Regions from separate parts of the Homo sapiens genome. Here region 2 is linked to region 1. A link is an interaction called in ENCODE POLR2A ChIA-PET data of the cell type or tissue named here. Cell type or tissue: endothelial cell of umbilical vein. All regions are shown on one strand.

Region 1 (4,000 bases):
TGAACCCAGCAGTTCAAGATCAGACTGGGCAACATGGTGATACCCCGTCTCTAAACAAAATACAAAAGTCAGCCAGACATGGCAATGCATGTCTGTAGTCCCAGCTCTTTGGGAGGCTAGGGTGGGAGGACTCACTGAGCCCGGGAGGTCAAGGCTGCAGTGTGCTGTGATCGCGCCACTGGACTCTAACCTGGGTGACAAAGCAAGAACCTGTACTCCCCCAAAAAACAAACAATCCACAGAATTGCTCACACTGAATGCTCACATATTAATTTTTAGCATTTCTTATCAATAAAGTATCTTTAATTAAGATATCCACATTGTAACTTTTATATGCACTAGGAAACCAAAAAATTAGCGCAACTTTCTTTATTGCAGTGGTATAAAACAACCTGCAGTATCTCCAAGGTATGCCTGTAGTGTCATCCATATTATTTTAATTTCCTGGGACAGAATGATGTTCAAGTATTACTAGTGTGACATGAAATGTGTATACTTGTTCTTTTTTAAGTTTCTTTCTAAGATTCTCAGGAGATATTGGTACATCTCAACTTAACAGAAAGCAATACAACTGGCAATGACCATCAGATATGCAGTTAGCAAGAATCTAGAAGGGTAAAACTTTAAAACTATATCAAAAATAGATCTGGTTCCTTTATCTATAGTCCAGTATTATTAACAAAAACTAGGTAGAAAATACATAATTTTAACACAAAAATACCTAACAGTGATGAAGAAGCAAATACATTCAAAGCAAATGGGGCAATCAGAGAGAAAGCAGTACATGAAATATTCAGAGATATTTCAGACAATGTAGAAGTACCCAGTACTACAGCCAAAGTGCTCATACTACACGCATGCTTGGTTTTCTCCACAAAGTGTATGAACCTGCAGATCTATCCACACACTCAAGAGCATGGGTGCTAGAGATGCCCACTATAAACAAACTCAATGAACTATAAGGATTCTACTCAAAAGGTTAGTCAATTTGTAAAATAAAATCATATCCAAGAAGCATAATTTAACCAAACATTAATTTCCAAATAAGACGGACATCTTCTGAGAAAAAAACTAAAATACCACTTACCATGATGGTTCCTGGAGCTGACTCTGATGAACTCACAGGGCTTTGGTATGGGATCCTGTTATGCACAGAACTCTGGTCATAAGAGGAAGACATTGCTACTGGACTAGCAGAATTCAGTGATGAGCTTGTCAGACTGCAGGAGGTAATGACGGAAGTTGTATATGTGGAGTTCTGTACTGCACTGGTCATTGATAAAGATGTATTCAAAGGCTCACTGAAAAGAGTCAAAAATATTCAACATAATTTTGTTACTTTAAATAGCTTCATAAAAAAAAAAAAACATAAACAGCTTCACGAGATGCAACTACTGCATCAATTTATTATCCCAAATGAGACCCACCTAATTTAACTGAGAGATAGGGGGACATCTTTAAGAATACTTAGGCTGCGTGCGGTGGCTCACGCCTGTAATCCCAGCACTTTGAGAGGCAGAGGTGGGCGGATCCGGAGGTCAGGAGATCGAGACCATCCTTGCCAACATGGTGAAACCCCGTCTCTACTAAAAATACAAAAATTAGCAGGGCGTGGCAGTGGGCACCTGTAATCCCAGCCACTCTGGAGGCTGAGAAAGGAGAATCACTTGAACTCGGGAGGCAGAGGTTGCAGTGAACCAAGATCGCGCCACTGCACTCCAGCCTGGCGACAGAGCAAGACTCTGTCTAGAAAAAAAGAAAAAAAATAAGAAGATTCTTTAAGGAATCCAGGTGTTTGAGACCATCTTTAAAAAGGAAACTTAAACAAATATCAGGTTTTGCCTCTGGAATGTGAAAAAACTAAAACAACAACAACAACAAAGTCAGCCAGGCCGGTGGCTCATGCCTGTAATCCCAGCACTTTGGGAGGCTGATGCAGGCAGATTCATTGAGCTCCAGAGTTTGAGGCCAGTCTGGGCAACATGACGAAACCCTGTCTCTACAAAACATATTTAAAAATTAGCTGGGCATGGTGGTGCACGCCTGTAATCCCAGATACTCAGGAGTCTGAGGCAGGAGGATCATTTGAGCCTGGGAGGCAGAGGTTGCAGCGAGCCAAGCATGCTGCTGCACTCCAGCCTGGACAACAGAGCAAGACCCTATCTCAAAAAAAAAAAAAAGAAAAGAAAAGAAAACTAAAATCTGAGATTTTGTATTTATAAAATATTCCACTGAAGGAAAATGACTGCTGCAAACATGTGGAGAAATTAGATCCCTCATAGACTACTGGTAGGAATGTCAAATGCTACAGCCACAGTGGAAACAGTATGGGAGTTTCCTGAATGGTTAAGTTACCATATGACTCAGCAACTCTACTCCTGGGATATACATCCCAAAGAACTGAAAGCATGCAAAACTTGAAACCAAATGTCCATAGCAGCATCATTCACTATAGTCAAAAAGAGCAAACAACCCAAATGTCCACCAACTAATGAATGAATAAAATGTGGTATTATCAACACAATGAAATATTTGGCAATAAAAATGATACATTAAACATGGGTGTACCTCGAAAACTTACACTAAGTGAAAGATCAGACATAAAAGGCCACATATTCCAAGATTCCAGTTATATGAAATGTCCAGGTAGGCAAATCCAGAGACAGATTATTGGTTGCTAAGGGGCAGGGCAATGAAGAAACTGAGACTGTCTGCTACAGGTATGGGGTTTCTTATGGAGATGATGGAAGGTCTGGATAAACACTGAGGATAGCTATTACCACAGGATGTATTCTTTTCCACCAGTTGATCTCTCTTAGGGTCTATTTTGCTTCATAACAAAGGACTAAATTCAGTACCTTAAAGACTTCGAATACAAGCTGATGGGAATCTGATTACTATTTTCACTGCTTGGAGCTGATCCAAATTCAGAGAGAGAAGGTTCTGACCCAAATTCCAGAGCCCCAAACTGCACATTTAATCCTGTGACATCTGCTGAACCAGGCATTTCCACTGCAGAAGCTGGGATCTGAAAAAGCAAAGCTGTCGTGTCAGGAACAGAGGTCACAGATTCCAGGTCACAAAGGCCTATAACAGAGCCAAACAAGCATTTAGGTTCCCAGGCAATACTGGCAAGAAGAAGGAGTGAGAAACAAGGAGAAAATAGGCTAAGACTTTTCTAAAAAGAGAAAGAAAAAAAACAAGCTAAGAAAAATTAAAAGTTGGCTGGGCATGGTGGCTCATGCCTGTAATCCCAGGACTTTGGGAGGCCAAGACAGGAGGATCATTTGCACCCAGGAGTTCAAGACCAGCCTGGACAACACGGCGAGACCCTGTCTCATTTAAAAAAAAAAAGGAGAAATTAAAAGTTAAACAGGAATGGTTGGCATTAATATCACCACCTGCATCTAAGAGCAATGCGGGGGAGTTGTGATGGTGGGTGGGAAGTGAACACTGAGCTGACTACTCTATTTTTGGGGACTCACCAATGATGAAAGTATCACCTGGTCAAGGAACCATGCATCCTCCAACTATGGGATACAGCAAAACCCTCAAGAACAACAGTTCTCTGAGCCAGATCTTCAAATCTGTACTTGAAATAAGGATCTGTGGCTCTCAGCACAAACCCATTCCCTCTAATACTAGTCTGGTCACTCAGAAATGGCCATATCCTTATTATGCAATCAATAAGCTATGTGCTTGAAAAACACTGTACCCCAGTTTCCAAAACTTAGTATCCCACTAGAGCTGAATGTAAAAATAATTCCAGCTTTAGGACGGTGACTTCATGATGAAATGCCCACCTTAGAAGCTGGGGGTATCCGCCGCTTAGCAAGTTTGATGTGTTTGGGCTGTGGCTGGTGGACAGACACAGAGATATTTTCAATGGTCGTGCTGGGAAGCTGCAAAAGCTTGTTCACAGTGGAGGGACTGTCTCCAGGTGTTGATTCTCGAAGTTTTGCCTGGGAAGGAAAGGACTCCAAACCAGGAGGAGGAACAG
Region 2 (4,000 bases), 230 kb after region 1:
CTCGGCCTCCCAAAGTGCTGGGATTACAGGTGCGAGCTACCGCGCACGGCAGGGTTGTGTGGGGTGCTTAACTGCCAGCTGACAGCCCTTAACATTCCCAGCAGCTGGGAGAGTAAGGGTTTCAGCAGTTCAGAAGAGGAGAGATCTGAGGAGCACACCACACACACCACAACATCCCTAAAATACACTTTCTTTTTTTTTCTCTTCCTTTTTTTTTTTGAGACAGAGTGTCACTCTGTTGCCCAGGTTAAAGTGCAGTAGTGTGATCCCAGCTCACTGCAGCCTCGACCTCCTGGGCTCAACCGATTCTCCCACCTCAGCTTCCCGAGTAGCTGGGACTACAGGTATGTGTAACCATGCCCGGCTAATTTTTTGTATTTTTGTAGAGTCGGGAATCTTACTATATTGCTCAGGCTGGTCTCGAACTCCTGTGTCAAGTAATCTGCCTGCCTTGGCTTCCCAAGGTGCTGGGATTACAGGTGTGAGCCACTGCACCTGGATCTAAAATACACTTTCTAGTGTCTGAATCATTTACAATGGGAAAGAATTCATGTGTTTTGTGTAAAAAAATGTTTTTAAGAAAACTCAAGTAAGGCAACATAATGAGACTTCATCTTCACAATTTTTTTTGTTTGTTTCGCTCTTGTTGCCCAGGCTGGAGTGCAATGGCGTGATCTCGGCTCACTGCAACCTCTGCCTCCTGGGTTCAGGCGATTCTCCTGCCTCGGCCTCCCCAGTAGCTGGGATTACAGGCATGTGCCACCACGCCCAGCTAATTTTGTATTTTTAGTAGAGATAGGGTTTCTCCACGTTGGTCAGGCTGGTCTCGAACTCCTGACATCAGGTGATCCACCCTACTCGGCCTTCCAAAGTGCTGGGATTACAGGCGTGAGCCACTGCGCCTGGCCAGAATTATTATTATCATTATTTTTTAATTAGCTGGATGTGGCAGCACATGTCTGTAGTTCCAGCTATTTGGGATGCTAAGGCAGGAGAATTGCTTAAGGGCAGGAGGTTAAGGCTGCAGTGAGCTGTGATCATGCCACTGCACTCCAGCCTGGGTGACAGAACACGACCCTATCTCAAAAAATAAATACAAATAAAAAGAGAAATCTAGAATGGTAACTCCAAACCTTGGATTCACACAGCAGCAAATCACACTTTGCTGACCTGGCACAGGATTCACTTGTCCATGTGCCCACACTTAACTGTGTATACTGACATTTCATTATTTTTGGGCAAAGGAGCCTTTTCAATCTAACACTATCTTGGAAATGGAAGAAAACATCTGGGATTCACTCCGATAGGAGAACCAAAGCAAAACTATAAACACCATCTGTCAATTTTTCCTTCCAAAGGAGCCTTTCCAAATTTCTGGGAGTTTCCTTTGCCAACTCCTTGTCACAGCAGCTCCAGAAGCAACTGAAGCCACTGAAGTTTCCCATGATGTTCTGGGCTAGGAAACTGGTGTCCTAGGGCTTCCTGCTGCACAGATGCACATCCTCAAAGGATGATTCTACCCTCCTTCCATAGGTGCCAGTCTCTTCCTCCTCAAGCAAGAAAGCCAAGTATGGATGTGTCCTTTATACTCTGTACAAAAGTGCCTGGCTCAGGGACCAGGGAGGACTGAAATCCAGCTGCACTCAGCTTGCCAAGCTGTATATCCTGGCACTGCAACCTCTTAGGGAGGGTGCCTTTTCCTATCATGCACAAAGGTACAGTTTAGCCTAGTGGCAGGCCTTGTCCCTGAGCTCACTGATATGATTTAACTCTATTGTAATTGTGTGTCTTACAAGTTTGTCTTCCTCCTGAGAGTTTTGATGGCTGAAGCCTGGTCTTGTTTAACCTTTGCTCCCACTGCAGCACAGAGCTTGGTGTATAGTAGACCTAAGTACATTAATTAGCTGAATGAATTACTATGCACAGAGGTCTTCTGGCCCACTGCCACAACAGTCTACTAACCCCATTTTAAAAAGCTTAATAAAATTATCTTTTACTATTTTACAAGATAACTTTTTGCTATGCTTCCTGCTGTGTTTTTTTTTTTTTTTCTCTAAATTTTCTCCTGCTTTTCGTATCTGGTTCTCCATCTCTCTTATTCTTTTTTTTTTTTTTTGAGTCTCGCTCTGTTGCCCAGGCTGGAGTGTAGTGGCATGATCTCAGCCCACTGCAACCTCTGTCTCTTGGGTTCAAGCAATTCTCCTGCCTCAGTCTCCCAAGTAGCTGGGACTACAGGCATGCACCACCACGCCCAGCTAATTTTTTTGTATTTTTAGTAGAGATGGGGTTTCACCATGTTGGCCAGGCTGGTCTCAAACTCCTGACCTCAGGTGATCCACCTATCTTGGCCTCCCAAAGTGCTAGGATTACAGGTGTGAGCCACCACACCTGGCCCCTTTCATTAAGTCTTTGAACTACCAAATTATTTTTATTTTTTTATTTTTTTTTGAGACAGAGTCTCGCTGTCGCCCAGGTTGGGATGAAGTGGCATGATCTTGGCTCACTGCAAGCTCTGCCTCCCGGGTTGGCACCATTCTCCTGCCTCAGCCTCCCAAGTAGCTGGGACTACAGGCACCCACCACCGCTCCTGGCTAATTTTTTGTATTTTTAGTAGAGACGGGGTTTCACTGTGTTAGCCAGGATGGTCTCGATCTCCTGACCTCGTGATCCTCCCACCTCAGCCTCCCAAAGTGCTGGGATTACAGGCGTGAGCCACTGCACCTAGCCTAGCAAATCACTTTTTAGAGGCTGGTCATTGCATCTTTGTTCTCGGACTCATTCTCTGTTCTTCTTCTGAAAACTACATTTCCCAGCTTCTTTGACAACCACATACTAGCTATATTCAGCCAATGGGAGGCACTGGAAGAAGACTGGAGGTGAGAGGAAGAAGAAGCCAGGGCAGTTCTTCCTCTTCCGGCTATGGGGCATTTCCCAGCAGTGGCTGCATCGCTTCTGTGTGGTTTCCACTTCCCCTTCTTCTTCTCCTTTTTTTTTTTTTTTTTTTTTTTGAGACAGAGTGTCGCTCTGTCGCCCAGGCTGGAGTGCAGCAGCATGATCTCAGCTTACTGCAACTTTCATCTCCCGGGTTCAAGCTTTTCTCCTGTCTCAGCCTCCTGAGTAGCTGGGATTAGAGGTGCGCGCCACCAGGCCTGGCTAATTTTTTTTTTTTTTGTATTTTTGGTAGAGACGGGTTTTGGCCAAGCTGGTCTCGAACTCCTGACCTCAAGTGATCTGCCCACCTTGGCCTCCCAAAGTCGGCCTCCCAAAGTCAGCCTCCCAAAGTGCTGGAATTACAGGCGTGAGCCACTGCGCCTGGCCGCCCCTCCTTCTTTAGTCCCAAGTTCTGCTGCCCGCCCCACTCCAGCCAAATCCTATTTCCTCCACAGCCACAAATAATAATTTAGTGTGTGTCCTTTCAGTTTTTCATCCATGCTTATATATACACACACATATATATACACATATACACACACACATATATATACACACATATATACACATATATATACATACACACATATATAGATTATCTCTACACATTTTTTTTTTGCAAAAATAAATACCATATGCATTATTCTGCAACTTGCTTTTTACTCCACAATATACTGCTGTAACTGCGATAGTTACTGCCAAATTGCTCCACGAAAAGATTCTACCAATTTATACTGTTGTCAGCAGTGTATGAGAATGCTTATTTTGCTAGACACGGTGGCTCATGCCTAATCCCAGCACTTTGGGAGGTCAAGGTGGGAGGATTGCTTGAGACCAGGAGCTTGAGACCAGCCTGTGCACCATAGAGAGACTGTTTCTTTAAAAAAAAAAAAAAAAAAGTTTATCCATCTATGCACCATTGGATACACTTTATTTATTTATTTTTTTGAGACAAAGTCTTGCTCTGTCGCCCAGGCTGGAGTGCAGTGGTGCTATCTTGGCTCACTGCAACCTCTGCCTCCTGGGTTCAAGCGATTCTCCTGCCTCAGCCTCCCAAATGCTGGGATTA

The links. Peaks named below come from ENCODE experiments on the same cell type or tissue, not always from the same donor. Only the 100,000 strongest peaks of a DNase experiment are listed, where the experiment ranks them.
Region 2: POLR2A ChIA-PET joins it to region 1 with 5 read pairs; 4 of 35 experiments call an interaction of 5 or more read pairs at or near these places.

Annotation. Positions count from the first base shown.
Region 1 is chr9:33,940,562-33,944,561 of GRCh38, forward strand. It overlaps UBAP2 (ubiquitin associated protein 2), which reads right to left. Exons shown (of 29, transcript NM_001370062.2): 14 at 3,804-4,000; 15 at 2,859-3,028; 16 at 1,088-1,301. Among named protein-coding and RNA genes, the nearest start is that of SNORD121B, 8.2 kb to the left of the region's middle. In endothelial cell of umbilical vein, no CTCF peak of the experiment used is centred here; DNase peaks (open chromatin) are centred at 2,320 and 2,980; H3K27ac peaks cover 888 bases.
Region 2 is chr9:34,169,034-34,173,033 of GRCh38, forward strand. No RefSeq gene overlaps it. Among named protein-coding and RNA genes, the nearest start is that of UBAP1, 8.0 kb to the right of the region's middle. RefSeq lists an enhancer at 36-678. In endothelial cell of umbilical vein, no CTCF peak of the experiment used is centred here; no DNase peak of the experiment used is centred here.